Linked DNA regions of Mus musculus: all the other regions are linked to region 1. The links are chromatin contacts, found by Hi-C or POLR2A ChIA-PET in ENCODE. All regions are on one chromosome and are shown on one strand. Each heading gives the region's core, a stretch centred on a gene start or an enhancer-like site at or near the end of the contact. The rest is flanking DNA. Distances are from core to core; before and after follow the strand shown.

Evidence for each region. A loop is a pair of places that touch in the nucleus more often than their neighbours do. ChIA-PET counts read pairs that join two places held with the same protein, here RNA polymerase II (POLR2A).
Region 2: a map of Patski shows a loop between it and region 1 (2.3-fold over the local background). The contact joins two enhancer-like sites. A Hi-C loop is called at or near these places in 1 of 37 maps with a recorded cell type or tissue (Patski). POLR2A ChIA-PET finds 5 or more read pairs at or near these places in 1 of 5 experiments (Patski).
Region 3: a map of left cerebral cortex shows a loop between it and region 1 (1.9-fold over the local background). The contact joins two enhancer-like sites. A Hi-C loop is called at or near these places in 1 of 37 maps with a recorded cell type or tissue (left cerebral cortex). POLR2A ChIA-PET finds 5 or more read pairs at or near these places in 1 of 5 experiments (embryonic stem cell).

The regions. Positions count from the first base shown.
Region 1 is chr8:125,347,981-125,351,648 of GRCm38, reverse strand. No RefSeq gene overlaps it. Among named protein-coding and RNA genes, the nearest start is that of Gm30713, 36 kb to the left of the region's middle. Within about 2 kb of position 1,873, at least 1 of the 3 ENCODE cell types and tissues checked has a DNase peak (open chromatin) inside an H3K27ac peak, as active enhancers do.
Region 2 is chr8:125,460,076-125,463,743 of GRCm38, reverse strand. The region is part of intron 10 of Sipa1l2 (signal-induced proliferation-associated 1 like 2); the gene reads left to right. Among named protein-coding and RNA genes, the nearest start is that of 4930566D17Rik, 60 kb to the left of the region's middle. Within about 2 kb of position 2,088, at least 1 of the 3 ENCODE cell types and tissues checked has a DNase peak (open chromatin) inside an H3K27ac peak, as active enhancers do.
Region 3 is chr8:125,283,979-125,287,646 of GRCm38, reverse strand. No RefSeq gene overlaps it. Among named protein-coding and RNA genes, the nearest start is that of Gm30713, 100 kb to the left of the region's middle. Within about 2 kb of position 2,031, at least 1 of the 3 ENCODE cell types and tissues checked has a DNase peak (open chromatin) inside an H3K27ac peak, as active enhancers do.

The sequences.
Region 1 (3,668 bases), core at 624-3,123:
CCTGCCTTTTGTGTTGGGTTCATTTCCGTCTTTACACAGTGCAGTAAGCCACTCGCTGCCATGCCTCCTCCTGACATTCCCCTGCTGCCACAGCAGCTCTCTGCATGGTTGTCTTTCGTCCAGTGTATTCGCCATACACGACTACCAGGTTGTCTCTGCCAGACATAGCAGCACACAGCCATGAGAAGCCAACAGAGACCCTTCCCCCAGACACAAGCCACTGTGTGCCCAGATGTTCAGCTTTGTGGATTCAACTTTGTCAAACCCAGGAGGACATAGGCTTTGTCCTATTGTGCTGGCCAACAATCCTGGATGGTATCTGCAGCTAGACTCATCACCAAAATGACTGAGTAGAAACTGTCACACAACTTAATCTCGTCTCATGCTTTCTCACATGGCTCCCCTTTGACCACAGAGCGTCCTGGCAGCGGTGTATCCAGTGCTCACAGGTTAGATTATCCCATTTTACAGACAGAACTCAAGTGCAAATTGCAGAAGCAGGATCAAGACCTCCTGGTTGTTACTGAGCTGCAGTAAAAACAAAACAAAACAAAACAAAACAAAACAAAACAAAACAACCCTTGTTTTCTTAAAAGTGCAGATGCAGAAGTGGACCCAGGCTAGAATCTCCCAGAAGCCTGGTAGGGCCGTCCCAACTCCTTTCTGTTTGCAGGATCTGCAAGCAGGGCAAGGTGTTAGATACATTAGGTCCTGCAATGACCTCCACCTGTGTGGGATGAGGCTGGGCCTCAAAGTGGTACAGAGACAGCACTGAGCACAAATGCTCTGCCAGGTTCTCCCTGAGGTATCTCTCTTCCCCTACCTGTCTTCACTCTAACCTCTTTCCACTGCAGCAGACAGTGGTCATAGAGAACACATTTCCCTGTCATTCCACAGCTTCCACGATGAGCGCTAGTCTCGTGTCCTTCACTGTAAGCCCTGGTGGACACAGGCTCTGACTTGAACAGAAATATACAGGTGTTATGCTTTGAGTGTAAAGTGTCCCCTAAAGGCTTGTGCCTTTGAACACTTGGTCCCCAGATGGTGGCAATATGTTTGAAAGGCTGTAAAACCTTTACGAACCAGAAGAAAGTGGTTTGCTGGAGAGCTGGGGAATTTTAGGGAGTAGTGTTAGGTCAGGTGCCATTTTGGATCCACCACATAGTGAGCTCTAGGCAAACCTGGGTGAGCGAATGAGATTCTCTCTCTGAAAAGGAGTAAAAAGAGGTCTGAAGATGTAGCTCAGTGGTGGAGTGTTTACTGAAGGTGGGTGTAGACACACTGGGTCCTAGGCCCAGAACAGAAAACAAACAAACAAACAAAAAGAAAACAATAACAATAACAACAACAATAACAACAAAAACCTCACTTAAGATTTGGATGTTTCTGTTATCTAGTGTGTATAAATTGTGCTTCAATTTGGAATATTGATAGGTCTTTCTTTCTTTCTTTCTTTCTTTCTTTCTTTCTTTTTTTTCATTTTGAAAGGACACCTGGTCAGTTTGTACCGGGTGTTTCTAGGTAGTTGGCCTCTTGTTTGAGAATGAAATAAAACCTTGAGCAGATCGAAAAGTAGCAAGGAAGCTTTGCAGGAAGCAAAGTGACCACGCTAATCAGAAAGAAATTCTCTATGAAGAGAAAGCAGCCACACCTCAGAGCACCAGCAGGCTCAGTTCCCTTCCTCCTCATTTCTCAGCCCCCAGAGATGGCCAGCAGCCCTGTGCTGTTCCTGGGCAACTGCTGTCTCCATGGACACTCAGCCTCTTGCCCCTGTTCCCAGTCTTCTGTCTCCGAGTGCTCTTTCTTTATGAGGACACTGACCTCTGGCTTGGGTCCAGCTTAACTCATCATGACTTGGTGTTGACTGACAGTATCTATAAAGAACCTTTTTCCAAGTGGAGTGGCCTCTGAGGTCCTAGGTGGACACACCTTGGGGAGAGGGGAGACTTGCCCCCCACCCCCACTCCCAGCTTCTATCTTCTCGGGTTCTTCACCTGGTGTCATCAAAACTAGATGCAGAAGTGTGTGAAGACCACACTGAATGAGCAGCTCCTCCCTCTAGACTGGCCCTCCTACCCAGCATTCCGGAGCTCCAATCAACAGGCTCTGGGCTCTCAGCCAGGCTCCTGTCCTCGGGGATTAACTTTGCTTTGAATGATGAGCTCCAAACACTTGCACTCTGGTTAAGAGGAAACACCGCGTGACCCAGCAACCAGGAGACAAGGTTGTTAACCTCAGGAGCAGGCTCACATTCTGTAGGAGTTCCAACACTGTTGCTGGGAACAGAAAAGTGTCCCACCCCTCCCCCTTACCCAAGCCCTTCCCTCACCCCCCTCCCCGTTTGCATTTGATCTTACAGTGAAGACAGACAGTGAGATATTAGCCATGTTATCAACCGCATAGGAAATGGTCTATGTTCTGCAGATCTTACATATACACATATGTTACAGCATGAAGTGCTCCCGAGGAGGTGGTTACCAGGGAGCACTGCAAAACTCACTCAGGACATAAGAATCCGAACAAGGGAAGGCTCCACCTCAGTGCCTGTAGCCTTGGTGACCTCCCGTGGATGGTCCTGTTCTTCCTTCCTCTCTCTAGTTGCTTTCCGAGGCCCCCATCCTCATCCTAATCCCATGAGCAGGAATGAGCCAACTTTCCATGGTCCCAGAGTATGTGTCAGTCTTGAAAAGTTCTAAGACAACTGGGTCTCTGATGTTGAAGTGAGCTCTCACTATGGCCCCTCTCCGGCTCCTACCCTCACTGAACATTTTAAACGTGAAAAGTACTTATAAGACAGTCAGAAACAAACACAAGCCCTAGGCCTGTGGACCAGAAAGAAAAAAGTGTCTCTAAAGCTGACGGAGGCAGAAGGAAGTCCCTCAATCATAAGTAGCACAGCACCCGTTCCTCCAACGCACAACATCCATATAAACAGAGGGAGTGGGGGTGGTTGCCCGTGCCTTAGCGAGGCTAGCAGGGCTAGGGCAGAACTCAGCTGACCTCTTAAGGGTGTGGCCAGACTCCAAAAGCAGCTATGGGACTGAAGCATCTTCTCCTTGTGAGAGCCCACAGCCCCGTTCCCCTCCCACCCCACCCCCCACCCCCAGCACTGTGGGAGCTCAGAGCCCTATATCCTCCTCCCAACAAGACATTGTGGGAGCACAGAGCCTTGTTCCCACCAGGGCATTGTGGGGGATCAGAGCCCTGTCCTACCCCCACCCCCCCGGGGCATTATGGGAGCTCAGAGCCCTGTTCCCACCAGGGCCTAGGGCGAAGGAAGGTGTTCTCCAGTGGTCTTCACAGTGTGTGTGAGCAGGTGTCTGACTCGAGTTCAACCGGAGGATGGGAAGCATCTTCGTACCCTGGAGGGAAGGATGGGGCACAGCCAACAATAGTGCTGGGTGTAGGAGACCGGAAGCGCTGGGATACAGGAGCAACTCAGGTGCTGAGGCAAACCCTGGACACTGGATCTTGGGTAGCCAGGATGGTTAAAGAAAGGAGGTTGGGGGAGGAGGAAGGAGAGCAATGTAAGGAAGAGAAGGATGGAAGAGGGGACTTCGTTAAGAAGGAAGGAAGTACCAAAAGCAGGACAGAAAGAAGACAGGATTCAAGAAAGATCTCTGAGCAAATTTAGTTTTATTATTATTATCATTATTATTATTTTTTTA
Region 2 (3,668 bases), core at 839-3,338, 110 kb before region 1:
ATAGGTGGTAGGAAGGGACAGGCATAGGTGTGGGAGTGGTCTGTCTGTCTGCTGCAGACAGATGGTCGTGGCACTCAGCCTTAAGGTGACACCACTAGGTCTGTCCAACCTCTGCATCCTCAGCAAGAACTGCTGAGAGTCATAGGTGAGTTTCAAACCTTGACGTTTTACTTTCGTGTGGTTCTTTTAGTACAGGTGTGTGGGCTCTGGTGGCCATGCAGCTTGTGTCTGTCTCCATCCGGTTAGTCATGAGGCAGGCCCCAGAGTTTACCTGCTGGGAGGATGCAGGAGGCTGAGGTCAGGGCCCTGCTGTGTGGTCATGGGGAAGGAAGGAGTCCTAAAGTTCCTTTCACATCTGCACCACAGGGACCCTGATCCCTCAGAGTACTCAGAACTTACCAGCATGATTAGTGTTTGCTCTACATTTCAGTTGAGGGGGAAAGACGATTGCTTTAAATTCGCTCAAGTTTCTGTCACTTTTTAATTAATTTATTCTTCTCTCATATATTACATCGCAGCTGCAGTTTTCCCTCCCAGGCCCCTCCCCGCTGCTCTTCCCCAACAAATTCCTGTCATATCAAAGGGGACATTTTTATGAGGACAGTGCATTGGCTGTATCTACCTTCTGGACTCAGGACACAAAGGTCTCCTTTCTCCTCCCTCATAGGGGCACACGCCTGGTCGCATCTGTGCCATGCCCAAGCTGCATGCAGCTGCCACACACTTGAAGCATGGCTGAATTTTTCACTTTAATTAAATCAGCTTAATTAACCACAGGTGGCTCTAATGGCCGCCCCTTTGGGGAGCTCATCCCTAAATGGGGATCTTTTAGAAAACAAACCACTCCGCTCTGTGTCATCTTGGTCTCGGTGGTTAAGATGCCAGAGTTTGTAAAGTCTGTTAGATTGAACTTACTTAGCACTGGCTCCCAGCCTGGTGGGTTTGTTTTTGTGATGCTGTGGATAGAACCAGAGGCCTTGTGCACACTAGGCGTGGACTCCACCCTTGAGCTCCAGCCCTAGCCCCCTGGTCTTTCAGTGGCCATGTTTCCTACATTTGCCAATAGGTTTATAAAATAAAGGTTTAAAAAGAGCTGAAATCCTTCTTGGTGTTAAAGGTCCGACTCCTGTAAAGCCCTCACAAGGAGTTTCTCATAACCTCACATTTCCAGACTCTGCCCATTAGACCCTACCGCCTTGTCCCAGGACCCCATGAGCCAAACTTAAGATAAAGAAGCCACAATGGAAGATAAAAAACTATTTCATAAAACAAAAGTCAAATTGAGTAAGAGCTAAGCTTCCTCTCGGCCTTCCTAGAATAGAAGCTGACGTGGCCTGTAAGTGAACGTCTTTGACAGCAACTTTTAAGGGCATCTGTGGTGGGAATACAGATGTGTGCCTCCTCTGTCAGCAAGGGTCAGGTCTTCAGTTTCTCCTGGAGACAAGACAACTGCAGAGATGAGTGAAAACGTTTCCAGACCTGATATAGGTTTGGTCTGCTGTTGCTCTGTAAGAAACTCTAGAAGCTTTTAAGAACGTTAGATAATAAAAATAGTAACATTCTCATTATGCCTGGTATTTTGAGCACATGATTTCAAAGAATAGAATTTCCTAAGGAATATTGAATTGTTTTTCAGCTAAAACAAATAAACAAAACTACAGAGTGGATGTTTTTGCTGCTGTCTTTTCCTCAAGAGCATGTTTTTCCTCCAAAGAGGCTTTCTTATCTGCCTGGATCTGCCTATAATTAATTCTTTGTTTTAAGTGCAATTGAAAATAGCCAGGATATTTATTCAGAGACTTCGCCTTTGTTGATGCCCTTCCCAGAGCACACAGTCTTCTCCTTACATTGCTCAGCTGCCCTCTCTCTGTTCTCACCTCTGGGGAAGGAACCAACCCAGCACACATCAAGCAGGACTCTCCATTGAGCTTTTTTAAAGTTAGTGTTTTCATTCTTCCTGATTCACTTTCACTTCTGATGGGGATGGGCCCTGAGAATGGTATGTGCTGTAGTCAGAAGTCCTCTGCCTGCAGCCCTGTCACACCAGCTCTTAGCTATGCAGGAAGTGCTGCTCTGGGTGTCCCAGCCATGCCCCAGTACAGTCAGGCCCTGTAGTACTCTGTTATGTTAGAAAGAGGGAGTTCATGTATGTGTCTCACACATGCTCCTGTGTGCATGTTGCTAGAGGCCTCAGGAATGCTAGGCAAGTACCAAGCTGCTTTCCCAGCTTACGTATGCATGCACATGCACACCAATAAATAATAAACCTTTTAAATAAAACTGAAAACTCTCTTTAAGGGCAGCTTACATTGGTTTCATGGTCCTATAGTTAAGGATACAGGATTTGCCTGAGGCTCTGACATCACATTTGATTTGTGGTGTGGAAAATTACCTCCATCTTCTTTCATAAATTGGCTCTTAGAGCCTGTCAGGAAGGAAAGGAGTTAAATGAGCAGTTATGTGCATGTGCACACATCTGTGTGATTTTTTACTATGTAGTGGGCCTCTGTGCAAGTTCTATGAGGGTGACAGACACGGCAAAACTAGCTAATTATAAGGAATCTTACCTCAGTGCTGTGCCTCTCTGAATGAGAAAGTGCCTCATTCATTCATAGATAGATAGATAGGTTGATTGATAGATAGATAGATTAGCTCAGTAATACTCTTACAGGATATCAGTGAGAAATAATTTGAGAACCCATCTGCTTCCTCCTGCAGCCTGAGGGGCCTTCAGGTTAATGGGCACTTCTGGCTGTCCTCAGGTCAGTGATGCCTGCCTGGTTCCACCCTTCACTACAGAGTTGACTGAAGTCTTGTGTGGAGCTGGTGTGTTTGTGTGAATCAAAAGCCACGCCTGCTCTGAAGTCATTTCTGAGCCTCAAGGACAGTCCAGCTGCCTGCCTCCACCCTGCTCCCAGTTGAAAGAAACCAGGGCCACTTTTGGTTTCTTGATGGAGTTGGTGGGGGAAGCTCATTAAGGAATCTCCTGCTGGGCCAGGACCCTTGAGTAAATTCTAGCCCATCTCGGGAGCGACCCGGAGCACCGGGGATGACTCTTCAAATGGAAATGAGCTGAGGAATGGGCTCATTCTGGCTACTGGGCCGGAAGTGCTGCCACTCCCTGGGCTGCCTGATTAAGGTCTTTCTGACTGAGATTACTAAGTAGGTGCAGGGCTTGCCAGGAAGTATGCAGACCTGAGTTTAGATCCCTAGGCCCACAGGAGAGCAGCCCTGGGAGGTTGGAAGCCCAGCGTTCCTCTGGCAAGACGGGAGGCAGAGCTAGGAAGCCCCAGAAGTTCAGGGCCTGCCAGTCTGCTGTGCATCAGCGACCCCCGTTTCAAGGTGGACCGTGAGAATAGACACCCAGGGTTGTCCTGTGACTTTCATATGGGCACCGTGGCCCACATGCATCCACCCACCCACATTTACACACACAAAGTTGTTGGGTTTTGGTTTTGTTCTATTTAAAGATCTTTTTCTGTTTTTCAAAGATCAGGCCCCACCCCTAACCCTCGCATTCAGTCAGTGACATTTTAGGGGAAAGGCATCCTTCAAAGGCCGCTGTCTGAGAAGTAATGACTCTCCAGAGCCATGCATGACTTGCCACACATTGCGAATTTAGTAAATATGTCCAATAAAAATGGAAATGAAACTCCAGGCTGTACATC
Region 3 (3,668 bases), core at 782-3,281, 64 kb after region 1:
ATTCAATTATAAACAGGAACATATCATCCATCTGCCCGAAGCCCTTCCAAAATGTAATTACACCACACTGCGCCTAATGGCTGGTGCTTGATCCAGATATTTGGCAAACAGGGTCACATCCTCCTGGGATGTCACAGCTCAACCACAGCTTCCTCCTCATTACTAGGACCAGTTTTATAGGAACAATTAGGGACAATTAGAAAAACAAGCAGATCTTTCACTCGATAAACAGCCTCTGGCTTTGTAAGTTACATTAGCAATTGTGGCTGCCTCCAGCCAGCAGCCTAGAGGGCTGGAAAATTCTTTTCCTGGAGTAATAGGAAACAAATCCAGCATGAGAAACACAAAAAAGATTCAGAAGGGTCCTCCATGTCCCGTGTGGGGAGTACTTCTGGGGATCTTCCACCTAGCTGAGTCTACAGAGGGAACCCACCAGGAATTCTGAAAGGGAAAGAGAGAGAGAGGGGGGGGAGAGAGAGAGAGAGAGAGAGGAAGAAGAGGAGGAGGAGGGGAGGAGAAGAGAAGAGAAGAGAGAGAAGAAAAGAGAAGAGAAGAGAAGAGAAGAGAAGAGAAGAGAAGAGGAGGAAAGGAGACCAGAGCTTGCTTTTCTAAGAGAACGTGAATCTTGGAACTCATGCATTAACCTGGAAACTTCTTCACTGATGCCCAAGGAAAGGGAAGTCCTGGACTACACTGCATGAATGTCAAGATTGTAGCAAAAGGTGAGGTGAGGCTTGCTTCTCCAACAAAAGAACTCTAATTTCTCTATTCACCTTCCGGAGCTTCTGTGTCTTCCCTCCGCAAAGTATTCTGGGCAGAGCTCTCCCCCTTTCCCGAGGAAAACAGGATAAGCATACAATCCAGGCCCTACACACTCCACTCCCTCAGCCCCCATAGCTGTCACCGCCTGCCCGACCTCTCAGGGCCGAGTTCAGCTTCCTAGTACCTCTTTATCAACAACTGACTATCTCCTTGGTGTCCTCCCGTGTTCAGTGTCGTGTGCTGGGTCAGGGAGAAGCCCGGGGGCCGAGTTCCAGCCTTTCTGAGGCCCCACAGTCAAGCCAGGAGTCCTTGAGGATTTGGAATTACTCCGCTCTTCATCAGCACAGCTCACATGGTGTGGAGCTCATCCTGTAGGCTTGCCTTTCTCACACCCCTGTCCCTCGGGGATTCAAGCTCCTTTCCCATGATGCTCTGCAGCAGTCAGTGACTCACAGCTAGGGGGGTGGGGCGGGGATTGCTTAGATGGCCAAAAGAAGATCAAGCCAATGTCTCCACAAGGTCCTCAGAGAACTTACTTCTGCTTCCCTTTCTCATCTTCCTCCTCCTTCACTGCCCCGGGATTACCACCAACTCCAGGAATAGTTGGTAATCACAGAAGGCCAAAGGCAACATTCACTCTCCTCCTCAGAGATGCAGGAATGCTCACATCTGAGCCCTGCAGGGAGATAGAAGGGTTCCAACAGCAGTTGCTGGAGGCTCCAGCCTGCTACTCTCCCATCGGGAGAGGACTCCCTCCTCTGGCTCCGATACTCTGAGTCACTGGTGTGAGGTAATAGTCTAGCTGGCCCTGGGGCCACATCCCTCGCCCCCAACCCCAGTATCACATTTCTTGTGCCCGGACTTGAACTTGGGCTTTGCTATTTCAGCCCATGTGGGACCCAGATGTAGATGTCTGAAGGGGGACTTCTTTGTTTGTTGGGGCACTTTGGGTGATGCCAGCGTGTTATTTATAAATGTCCTTCCCACTCCATGATAAGGTGACTGAGAATAAGGCTGGAGAATTGGGACCAGAGCTTGTGAAGGAATCGTACTGACCCAAGCTAAACAGTGAAGAAATGAGACCAGAAAGCAACGAGAGGGCTTGGCAAAGGGTAGCAAGGGATACAAGGCCAGGGTGGGAAGGCCTGCGGCTGGTCAGTCATCTGCATGGCCAGCATGGATGGGAGGTATCCAGGCAACTGGAGACAGGAGAGGAAACACTCTCTGCGCCCTGTCATAGAAACCACTAGTCCTTATTTTAACAGCAACTGCGCTGACTACAGTAACAGCCATGCGGTTCCTGGCGCTTCAGAGAGCCCTTTTATTCCTGAGGGTCTCCCCTGACTTCTCAGGCCACCCAGCCTGTCTGTGTCCTTTGACCCTTCTCCATCCCTGCCAAGAGCTCAGCAAGATCGTGGGGCTCATAGAACGGTGCACAGCCACGTCTTTGTTGGCTGGCTTTTACAGAAGCTTGCCCTGGCATTCAAGATTGGGTAGCTTGGTTTCTAACCCTTTATGTAGGGAGAGGGTTTCTCCATCCCTGCTCACAACTCCAAACATCAAGCCCAAACGTTTATTTTGTGCATGTATGTGTATACAAGTGTCAGTAGGTATGCATATTTTTACAGGTATATGTGCCTGTACTGGAGGGCACACATGTGTTTGCCCATATGTAACACATCTGTATGTGAATGCCTTTGTGTGCTTGGCCTATGCTTTGTTGACAGTAGCTCCCGACCAGGCTCCCTTCATCCTCTGCCCTCCTGTCTGAACCGGATTCAACAGGCATGCTTTAGAACATAATTCAAACCACGTTTTGCTTCTGCTCAGAGCATCCCAACAGCCCCTGGTTCTTCTCAGAGTACAAACAGAACTCCTGAAACCTGGAGTTCTGCCTCATATGGCCTCCTGTCTCCCTCGCTGCCCAGTCTCCTTCACCCTGCTCTCTGACCTCTGACAGAGCCTCTTCCTGCCTACATCTGTCTGCAGTCTAGCCTGGGCCTCAACCCACTCAGCCCAGGCTGGTCTCCTCTATGGCTCCCCCTATCGTATCTGCACGGCTTGCCCCTCACCTCCTCTATGACTTTAACTAACTGTTCCTCTGTCTCCAAGACCTACTGAGACTGCCCTATTCAAAACGCCTCTGCACTCTCTCCCAGCATCCCCAGATTCTCTTTGCAGTCTATTTACTTCTCAGGGTGTCACTCCTAACCATGTCAGTACCTCACTTAGGACATGGGCTGTTTGGGGGAAGATAGGTAATCCAAGAAAGCAGAGGTTTTGGGTTGTTTTGCTCACCCCTAAACCCCAAGCCATTAGGCCAGTGCTACCCTAGAGCTATTTAACATACATTCTCAGTGCCAGTTAACTGCTGGTCATCATCATATGTAGGAACTATGGTTGGGTGGAATCGTTCCCTTGCCTTGAAACCATTGACATCTGTGATGGTTTGTATATGCTTGGCTCAGGGGAATTAGAAGGTGTGGCCCTGTTGGAGTAGATGTGTCACTGTGGGTGTGGGCTTTAAGACCCTCATCCTAGCTGCCTGGAAGCCAGTATTCTGCTAGCAGCCTTCAGATGAAGATGTAGAACTCTCAGCTCCTCTTGCACCATGCCTGCCTGGATGCTGCCCTGCTCCCACTTTGATGATAATGGACTGAACCTCTGGTCCTGTAAGCCAGCCCCAGTTAAATGTTGTCCTTATAAGACTTGCCTTGGTCATGGTGACTGTTCACAGCAGTAAAACCCTAAGACAACCTCCATTTCAAGGTCACATCTGTGTGGCCTTCCAAGTCAAGCCCATTCATTGGATTAAGTCTTCCACATAAATATCCCTGAGATTCTGCAGCAGGAAACAATTTAAAGTCTTACAATTCATTCCCTCTCCGGCATTCTCTAGGGTGGGT